Regions from separate parts of the Homo sapiens genome. Here region 2 is linked to region 1. Evidence: chromatin loops called from intact Hi-C (ENCODE). Cell type or tissue: HepG2. All regions are shown on one strand. Each heading gives the region's core, and the rest is flanking DNA. Links, peaks and the distances in the headings are about the cores only.

What was found. A loop is a pair of places that touch in the nucleus more often than their neighbours do. Peaks named below come from ENCODE experiments on the same cell type or tissue, not always from the same donor. Only the 100,000 strongest peaks of a DNase experiment are listed, where the experiment ranks them.
Region 2: it touches region 1 in a loop (9-fold over the local background); 3 of 110 quality-filtered maps call a loop at or near these places.

What each region holds. Positions count from the first base shown.
Region 1 is chr2:180,760,812-180,766,201 of GRCh38, reverse strand. The region is part of intron 3 of SCHLAP1 (SWI/SNF complex antagonist associated with prostate cancer 1); the gene reads right to left. Among named protein-coding and RNA genes, the nearest start is that of SCHLAP1, 71 kb to the right of the region's middle. In HepG2, for the core only: no CTCF peak of the experiment used is centred there; DNase peaks (open chromatin) are centred at 621, 2,461 and 4,771.
Region 2 is chr2:180,604,720-180,610,109 of GRCh38, reverse strand. No RefSeq gene overlaps it. Among named protein-coding and RNA genes, the nearest start is that of SCHLAP1, 85 kb to the left of the region's middle. RefSeq lists a silencer at 2,294-2,588. In HepG2, for the core only: no CTCF peak of the experiment used is centred there; a DNase peak (open chromatin) is centred at 2,399.

The DNA of each region.
Region 1 (5,390 bases), core at 145-5,144:
CTTCGGAGGAGAAGAGGTGCTCTGATTTATAGAATTTTCAGATTTTCTGCTCTGGTTTCTCCCCATCTTTGTGGTTTTATCTACCTTTGGTCTTTGATGTTGGTGACCTACAGATAGGATTTTGGTGTAGATGTCCTTTCTGTTGATGTTGATGCTATTCCTTTTTGTTTGTTAGTCTTCCTTCTAACAGTCAGATCCCTCAGCTGCAGGTCTGCTGGAGTTTGCTGGAGGTCCACTGCAGACCCTGTTTGCCTGGGTATCACCAGTGGAGGCTGCAGAACAGCAAATATTGCAGAACAGCAAATATTGCTGCCTGATCTTTCCTCTGGAAGCTTCGCCCCAGAGGGGCACCCACCTATATGAGGCATCTGTTGGCCCGTAATGGGAGGTGTCTCCCAGTTAGGCTATACGAAGGTCAGGGATCCACTTGAGGAGGCAGTCCGTCTGTTCTCAGAGCTCAAATGCCGTGCTGGGAGAACCACTACTCTCTTCAGAGTTGTCAGACAGGGACGTTTATGTCTGCAGAAGTTCTCTGCTGCCTTTTGTTCAGCTATCCCCTGCCCACAGAGGTGGAGTCTAGAGGCAGTAGGCCTTGTGGAGCTGCAGTGGGCTCCGCCCAATTTGAGCTTCCCAACCGCTTTGTTTACCTACTCAAACCTCAGCAATGGTGGATGCCCCTCCCCAAGCCAGGCTGCTGCCTCCCAGTTCTATCTCAGACTGCTGTGCTAGCAGTGAGCAAGGCTCCATGGGCGTGGGACCCACTGAGCCAGGCACAGGAGAGAATCTCCTTGTCTGCCAGTTACTAAGACCTTGGGAAAAGTGTAGTATTTGGGTGGGAGTGTCCCGTTTTTCCAGGTACAGTCTGTCATGGCGTCCCTTGGCTAGGAAAGGGAAATCCCCTAACCCCTTGTGCTTCCCGAGTGAAGTGATGCCCCGCTCTACTTCAGCTTGCCCTCCGTGGACTGCACCCACTGTCCAACCAGTCTCAATGAGATGAACCAGGTACCTCAGTTGGAAATGCAGAAATCACCCATCTTCTGCATCAATCATGCTGGGAGCTGCAGACCACAGCTGTTCCTATTTGGCCATCTTTGAACCGACAATTTTCTTTTTCATTGAAAACCAGTGAATTTTTTAAAAAAGAATCCAGGTCTATAACTATGGGATTGACAATACAATATTGGTTATGAAAAAGTCAAGTTTCTGGACCTGGATCATCGTAACATTGCCAATATACTGTGAGACCATCTGGTAATACCTCTTTGTGACTATCTGGTCAGCAATTTTCTGGCATAACCCCTGCAACTCTCAGAAATAGGGAACTAGATTTCAGAAACAAATATAGAATAATGACTTCTCTATTTGCACATCTGTAGCTCATTTATTAATTTGCAAAAAATCAGATTTCAATAACCATCATTGTATCAACATCTAGAATAGAATGTGCAATTCAGTTTTTTATTTTATTTTATTTTATTTTAATTTTATTTATTTTTTGAGATGGAGCCTCAGTCTTGTTGCCCAGGCTGGAGTGCAATGATGTGATCTTGGCTCACTGCAACCTCAGCCTCCCTGGGTTCAAGTGGTTCTCCTGCCTCAGCCTCCCAAAGTGCTGGGATTACAGGTGTCGACCACCATGCCTGACTAATTTTTGTACTTTTAGTAGAGACAGGGTTTCACCATGTTGGCCAGGCTGGTCTTGAGCTCCTGACCTCAGGGTATCTGTCCACCTCAGCCTCCCAAAGTGCTGGGATTATAGGCATTAGCCACTGCCCCTGTGCAATTCAGTTTAACTCTAAGTCTAAGTCAATTGGAAAGATATTCATTTACCTATGTATTCCTCACAACTCTTAGTCTCTCGAGGTGCTTTGCGAAAGTATTTTTGGGATTAAGAAGTTTAGAAAACACTGTATACTCTATTTCTATTTAGAGATTCAGAACGTATATTAGCCTTTAAGGATATGACAAGTATTCAGGATATCTGTTTAACTTTAATCCAGCATTTTCCCTTTTTTCTCCATCCCCTCCCTCTTTTGTGTAACCAATTATTCATTAATATCCCTTATAACACACTCGTGTATTATCATTGCTATCTATTTCTTACCCTACTTCATGTGTTTAAAGTCATTTAATATTATTAAGGCTTGTAATTGGGAAAATTAATCTGTTTTTGCACATTTATAAAGGTTGAATGCATCATGATTATTTACTTTGCTCTGCAATAATATTCAAATCAGTTTCTGCTTATCTCCTTTTTACATGAGGTTTGTCCTCTTAATAACATTCAGTTTACCAAATATGGCAAAAATGCATTTTCATTTCTCACATAGCTAGAAAATCTTTGCAGTATCTGGGCAAATAATTTTCTTCCTGCATTTCCTAGTGTACATTTATTTGCTTTGCTCTGTCAATATGCTTCAGTTGCAAATGTAAACATTGAAATGATCTGAAATTCCCTCTGACAGAGAGGTTTCCACCACTGATATACATTTCTCCTTGTATGTTTTGCTGTGTGAACAATTCCTTTCTTTGTTCACACATTAAGGCTTTGCCAGAGGCAGGCATTTATGGCATTAATATACAGAATGTTGTGGGTATCTCTTTTATTTTCTGGAAGGATAGCAGATGAAAACAATACTGAGCTCTAAAGGCATAAGTAAATACAAAAGATTTCAAAGACCAACTGCTAGCTGAAGTTTTCTTCAAGTTCAGTATATAACCATCTAACTCTGGGGGTAGAGTGTGTGCATGTGTGCATGGGAGCAGGCATGTGTGTCTATCCAGAGAGAGCGATTGAGAGAGAAAGAGAGAGAGAGAGAAGGTGGGGAGGGGGTAGATAAAGAGAGTTTGTCTCACAGCGTTGTTTCAAATGCCAGCCTCATTTTGCCTCTAAAAAAGAATAAAACCACAATTTTGTAATATATTTACTGATACAAAATATAGTTTAGACATATAGTGAGTCCATCATTAATGATACAAGAATGTTTCAACTAAGAAGACAGTTTATATTTCTGAAAAAAATATGATGAAAAGAAGAAAACATTGAGCTACTACATCTATTTTTGTGAAAATCTTAAATGAAATTTGAGGGTATACAAAGGAAGCAAAAGCAACCAAAAGAGACACCACTACTGTCAGACTCTCCCCAGAGGTTATGTGATCAAGTGGCTGAGGCACTTTTGCTAATGAGGCTCAGGCTTAATCTAAGCTTTAAAAGGAACATGTGGAATTTGTAATGTCCATAGCACTCTCTTCCCCATTTAGCTTTCTTTTCATTAGGCATGTCTAGATGAACACTAATATGTATTATATAATTTTTATTTAGCCACATCTCTGAGGAAGTCAGAACTGTGCGGCTATTCTCAGCTTCCATTATTAACCACATTTATCAGTATGAAGGAAGGAGAAGCCAGGAAATACCATTCCCATTTTATAGACAAGATAATAGAAACTGACTTCCTCTAGTTCATAGAGGACATAGAGACAAACTGGACATAGAGACAAACTGGAGTAGACACAGGTGGATAAAGTAAGTTTCATGACTTGATTACCCCAAAGCTTACTACTGCATCTTTGAGCATGGGGGCTGGAAAATAAGTCAGTGGTGTGTCCTTGGGTGCTAGAAGCAGAAAAAAGAAATGTAAGGAATCATCTCTCTCCAACATTGTAGCATTGCCATGCAGAGGCTGTCCTTATGCATATCTTTTTTTGTTTTTTTTTGAGATGTAGTTTCGCTCTTGTTGCCCAGGCTGGAATGCAATGGCACAGTCTCTGTTCACTGCAACCTCTGCCTCCCAGGTTCAAGTGATTCTCCTCTCTCAGCCTCCCAAGTAGCTGGCATTACAGGCATCCACCACCACGCCCGGCTAGTTTTTGTATTTTCAGTAGAGGCAGGGTTTCACCATGTTGGCCAGGCTGGCCTCAAACTCCTAACCTCAAGTGATCCACCTGCCTCGGCCTCTCAAAGTGCTGGGATTACAAGCATGAGCCATGTGCCAGGCCTCTTGTGCATATCCTGAAGCATGAATTCTACAAATGAAATAGAGTTCAGAAGGATTGACAGTGAAGAAGTGGAGTTGACCCAACAGGCAAGCCAAATTAATTTGGAAGTTATTTTGTTTGCCACACACTCCTCCTGAAACAAGGACAGCCCTTCTCTCCCAGTTATTACAGTATAGGACAATGGAAAGTCAGGAGGAGTCACACGAATCCTTTTCTGCTTTTCCAGACCAAGTGAAAGCTGTAAAGGGAAAGAGAGAACTAGCTATTGCTACATTAAGAAAATGAGGTGCCAAGTGAAAACCCCAAATCTTATTTTTACAGCCGCCAAGAAGTTTCAGTCTAGGATTCATGCTGGGAGCAAGGTGCACATCACGTGAAATTCACGGCCTACATCACAGGAGAGCGCCGTCGATACTCTGGAGCCCAATGCTGTATTTGGCACAGGAAGAGACGTTTGAAAATCAGAAAAGTTCACATTTCATGAGTTCTCGTCCAGAGTATTCTCTCTGGTCTCCACAGTGCTTTACTGTGAGCAGTGAAACAGCCTAAGCGAAGTAACCAGAAATCCACAGATATCAAGGAAAAGGGTTAGTTAGCTTGCGTTCAGTCTCTGACATTCCTGTGAATTGCTGGGAGCCAACGGGACACAGGCAGAGAATATCAGATTGCCCCCTCTGCCAGTCAGCTCTTGAATTAGTTTCCTATTGCAACTGTAACACATTACACAACCTTCGTGGCTCAAACAACACACATTAATTATCTCACAAATCTGGAGGTCAGAGTTTCAAAATGAGTCACACTGGGCTGAAATCAAAGTGTCGGCAGGACTACTTCCTTTCTAGAGGCTCCAGGGGAGTATTGTTTTCCTTGCCTTTTCCAGCTTCTAGAGGCTCTTTCGTTGGCAGCAGTGCCAGCAGTGGAAGATTAAGCTTTCACACTTCCCATTATTACAATCTCCTTTTCTGCCATCACACCTCCTTTCTTGACTCTGATGCAGCTCTGTCTCTGTCTTTATTGTTCAAAGACCCTTGTGATTACCTGGGCCCACTCAGAAAATCCAGGATCCTCTTCTGATCTTAAGGTTAGCTAATTAGCAACTTTAATTCCATCTGCAACCTCAATTCCTCTATGCCCTATAACATAACGCGCTCTCAGGTTCCAGATTAGGATGCGGACATTTTGGAGGGAAACTTTGTTTTGCTTAAAATAGCTCTATAGCTGCCCATCTCTCCACTTGGTACCATGTTGTCTTTATATAGTTATGGTTGAGTCATACTGTGGTTTAGTCCTGCTCTTTTCTATCAACACCTTCACATATATTGCCTCTTTAATTCTTAAAATATGTAAAAAAATCCTTGTTTTACAGAAGGAAAATAAGGCAAAGAAGG
Region 2 (5,390 bases), core at 126-5,125, 160 kb after region 1:
TTAAGTACAGGAATATCTAATGTTGCATTCTTAGCTGTTTGCAACGCTGTGATATTATCCCAATCTGTCACCCCATACTTTTGGCAGAGTCCAGTAGTCCATACAGCCTGGTATGGAGATGTTTAAAGAATAAAGTGTTGGAGCCATAAAGGGAGATGGGTCTGATTCAGACAGACCTGAATCATTACTCCATTTCTTAATTTGTATGAGAGGCTGGACAAATCACTTAATGAACTGCAGTGTTCTGAGTTAACATTTAATAATTGCTTAAAAGCTGTTAGCAAATATTATTTATTAACTGCTAACTATGTGTCAGGCAGTATTCCAAAACCTTTATAGGTATTTACTTATTTAATCCTCATGATAACTCTATTAAGCTGTGAACTATTTTGTTTATAACCACAATGTGCCTCTTGTGAGAAAACTGAGGTGCATTGCAGTTAAATAACTTGTTTGAGGTCACACAGCTTGAAAGCAAGGGACCTGAGATTTAAAGCAGGTACTCTAGTTCTAGAGCATGTACTTCACCCACCCCTGTTACACTATCCCTCAGAGGTTGATTACAAGCTTGGAAGCACTAAACAAAATAATACATGTTAACGCCAAGCACTGTAATTGGCACAGAGGATTTTAGTTAATATCTCTTTTTTCTTCAATTCACTCTATATTTATAAAACTTGTTTGCAAAATGATCAAAATGGATTTTGTCAAGGGTCTTAAAATTTAGACATAATATTCCTTCCTAATTTTCCTGACCAAACAATTAAGAATTCCATGAAACAAAGAAATGAGGTTAGATACGTTTTATTCTCTCCTAGTAAACACTAGTCATTTTTCTATTCCATTCTAGGATTTTATTTAAGGTGGAGACCAAGCTCATTTGTCTGTGGCCTTGAGTTTTAATCTGTGCATTTATCGAAGTAGAGTAACATACCTTATTCCATTTGTTCTCCATGGCAAGATCAATAAGAGAAACATTCTTCACTTCATTTCTGTGAACAAGAAACTGAGACTCAGTAAAGTAAATGCTTTGACCAAGACCAGCTTTCTAATAAGGCAAGGAAGTATGTTAAAAGTTGGCATATTTGGTTCCAGTTCAAGATTTAAGTGTCAGAATCCATGTTTTTTTATTTTATTTTTTAATTTTTTTTGTGGTCGGCTAGTAGCAAATATAGAGAGATTGAGACAAAATATAATATGCAATCAAACATCTTTTACTGTAGCTATGCAGTATATATATACAGAAATAATCATGCAAATTTTTAAATATAACATTAAAGACAAGTATTTTTAGATTGCTTTTATCTACTTACATTGATATCACTGCTTCCATTCATTAGGGTAAATAAACAAAAAGTATTGCATTGATAATTTCCCACATATAATTTCTATAGACAAAAGAATTGAATCTTAAAGCAGAAGGAATGTGGAAGGAAAAAATCAAAGGCCTGGACAATTCAATTAAATATGCATTTTAATGACAGTAATCTTCTCCCTTTAACCTCTAGCACGTCTGTTCATCTGAAATCTGAAAATACTTAAAATTATACTTAAGTATAGTTAAAATTGTGAACAAATCTCATCTCTGTAACAAATAGACTTTCACTGTCTACAGAGTCACTTAATAGCTGACGAATAGGTTCTATTAGGCTCTATCTTAATTGGTACTTGAACTTTTGCCTTAAGCTGATTTGGCTTCTATAATCCTTCCTGTTTTATCAACTGAAATGGTCAACTCCCTTAAAGCTTACCATACCATGGATGTATTTCACATGTTTATGTTTCAGCTTTTTGGACATTTTCCCCAATTGATTGAGGCATTGACTGTGAGATTTGTAACAAATAAATTAGCTCTTAACTCTTCATGTAACAAGATGTCTAGTTTCTTCAATCACAACATCCACTTAATTTCATTAAACCCAGCTCATAAATTCTACAGCTTGACAACCAACTAACCAACCAGAGTATAGTACTTGTACATAAAATTATTTTCTTATAGCAGATGTTGGTAGTTAGAGGATAGTCTTCCATAATCTCTCAAAATTAAATATTCATTTTATCCAAATTGCCAAATAACCGATGTAAGATAAGGGGAAAAATAATGGTGACTTCTATTCCTTTGCCTTCTCAAGCATTTTTAGCTGGTAAATGGCTTATATTTATGTACAAGGATGCCATAGATCAGACAGCCATTAACTGCCTCCAAGATCATTACTGCTCCCTCCCTTCTTCAGCTGGACCACCTGTCTTCCTTGCTCAGGGCAGTCGGTCCTGCTTTCCATCCCTTTCTTTTGTCAAGCTAAATGACAGCTTCTTTGATTTTCCTCACCACAGAAGCATCTATCACTGTATCCATTATCTATTCTGACATGTTTACATACTGTGTGTGCTCAGCTGATCGGGACTCTGTCCACAGTTCACAAGGCACCTGCCCTCCAACCTACAGTTGTGTATTGTGGTGAAATATCAGGCTAAGTCAGTGAGCAGCACTTGCTAAATTTGTTAAAATGATGTATATAATTGTACACACAAGAGTAAGCTGGATGCTAGGGAAACTTTAGACTCTTGGGCTATGACTTTACGAACTACCCACTCCCTCAGACTTAGTTAATTCGTTCAGTTCGCCTCAGTCTGGAAAAAAACAATGGGCTATTGATTTTTTAAAAAAATTTCTGTGGAAGGAAAACATTCAGCTAATTTGATATATCTACTGAATTAAAATATTCTCAATTTAGTAAAATAGTATTATGTTTTAACTTATTAAAAATCATCCGTAGAAAGTATAGTTACACACACGTTTACATATTTATCACATACTTATTTTATTTTATTTATTACATTATATCTTATATTTATTATATACCGATATATCACTTAGGACAGTCTATTTGAAAAAATTGTTTCATTTTATGGTTGTGGACATTCTAATTTTAAAAAAATGCATTAAAGTTATGTAAACCTAATCATTTTATTTCTCTAATTTCAGGTTCAACAACAAAAATTAAACTTTGATATACCTTATTTTTTTAAATGTTCAAAACAATAGCACATCTCATTTTAATTCTAAAGTAGGATTAGGTGAATTTTCCAAAATACACCTTCTAATGCTTTTAATGTATTTTCTATATATTTTTCAATTAGTAAACTTCATATAAGAAAAATAAAGAGAATGGGTTACCAAGCAATTCTTGCCCATCAAATAGAAACCTATCTGAATGAGTTTAAATAATCCAACGAAACCTGCAGTAAGTCTCCTGAATGAAGCGTATTTATTTTTCTCAAGTCCATTTTATATTCTGTACTCACTAACATTTGTAATACATTACTTCCCCATGCACCAATAATTTAATGATACCTTATTCTTTGCTTGAAAAGCAAAAGAAATATTATCAGGTAGTATTACAACAAGCTAAACCAATTACCTTCTAAAATGATTTTAATGCAGGCAAAATATGAGAGTCATCATTCTAGCATAGTGAGATTTATTAAGAGAACAATTCAAAGCAGTAAACTGGACTTCTTATATGCTACATCGCTTCCTATTGAGATTCAATTAATATTTTGAAAGTTTTTACTTTATACTGTAAAATTTTAAAATATCATATTCTAGCAGATTTTGTGTAAAGAAACTAATAATATCTCATAGGCCATTTGGTTGTAGCTTTCATATATACACATTCAAATTCAAGACATACACTGCAAGTGCTATTGCTAAAAGTAACAGGCTCACCAAATAGTATGAAAAATTGTTCCCATGTCCATAATTCAAAAGAAGTGAAGAAAAAGTTAAACTAGTATAAATCTGAGACCTTCAGGTAAATTCCGAATCTCAAATTATTAATTTGCTATGCAAAGGCTTGCTAATGGGTTATGCATTATTTCTTGTAAGCACATTAGTGGATATTTTAAATCAGATACTTACTTTTTTCCCTCAAGGATAAGAGTAGGCCCTGTCCTTAAATTCTGTGCACAAAGAGCCACTACAATACAATGATTATTTTCTCTTGGCAGGGACTCATGTGTTAGTATCAGGTGCCTTATTTTATCTGGAGAATAGGAGCGTTAAAGCATGTATTTCTTCTCCAACCTCTTTTGTCACTTCTCCTTCATTAGAGTTAGCATCTTTTGTTTCTTACTGTAATTTCTAGATTGAATACCATTTTGTTAGAAAAATTTCAAAGAAAAATACTTTTTTAAATAAATAAAACAATCTCTTAATAATGACCTTTCTTTGCTACCCATGTGTTTGCTTAACTATGTACTCCGAGTGCTGTAACTACATATAACACGGTAGGTTGGTTAAAAAGAAAAATGCATCAGTGTGCCACCACACAGAGTAAAGTATGCTATTATTAGCTTAATTATCACCCCCTAATAAGAAAATAAGAAATGCCTCCAACTTAACATTTGAGAGAGATTCATTTTTAGTTACAAAATAATAAGGCCCTTAATTTTTTGGCCTGTCGATCATTCTTACTAATGGACATGAATGCTACTTTCTATATTTTTACGACTGTTATTGGATAGCGTCATACTGATGAGAAATCATTGCTCTTGGGAAAAATAATGTTGTATAGCATCAAATGCAGAAGGGTAGATGCTAAGATCTCACTCCCAGATGGAATGTGGTATTGTGATCTCAAAGGAGAAGATGTGAGTTAAACACTTTAGGCATACTTTGCATTATCATGAAGATTTGTTTTTATTATGTGCATTTTTATGTGCATTGTCTCATTTATTTGACACAAGGATTTCATGAATAAATACTTCTATTAATCCATTTTTATATGAGGAAACTGAGAAATTAATTTATGACTTGTATGAAATCATATACTCATGATTTCAAAGTCATTGCTCCAAATTTCATTTTGCCCCTTTCTCCTCCCCTATATGTGGCAAGCAAATCAGGACATGAACTACAGTACCAGCAATATACAATATACATAGTCACTAAGATCACAGGCTATGGTGCCAGGCTTCCTAGGTTCACATTCTACCTCTGCTACTTATATAACCAGTACTAACCCTCACCTTGCTTTAGGCAACGTAACAGTCCCGATCTTATAGGTTTATGGCAAAGATTAATGAGGTGGCAAGCGCAAAGTACTAAGAACATCCCTGGCATATAGGATGTTCTCAGTAAACCAGGTTGTTACACATGCATTCATTCCCTAATCATTTATCAACCTCTTTTTGCAAAGTACTTGCAGATTGGTAAAATGAGTAACAGTCTATGTTCGCAAAGATACTAGAATCTAGTAGAGAGACTTACATATCAATAGATAAACGTTAATAGTGGCTGTAAATCCATTGCTAAAGGAGAATGAAGAACAGACTACAACAACTTGGAAGAATGGTTAGGTCTTAGACCAAGGAAAGGTGGCCGAAAG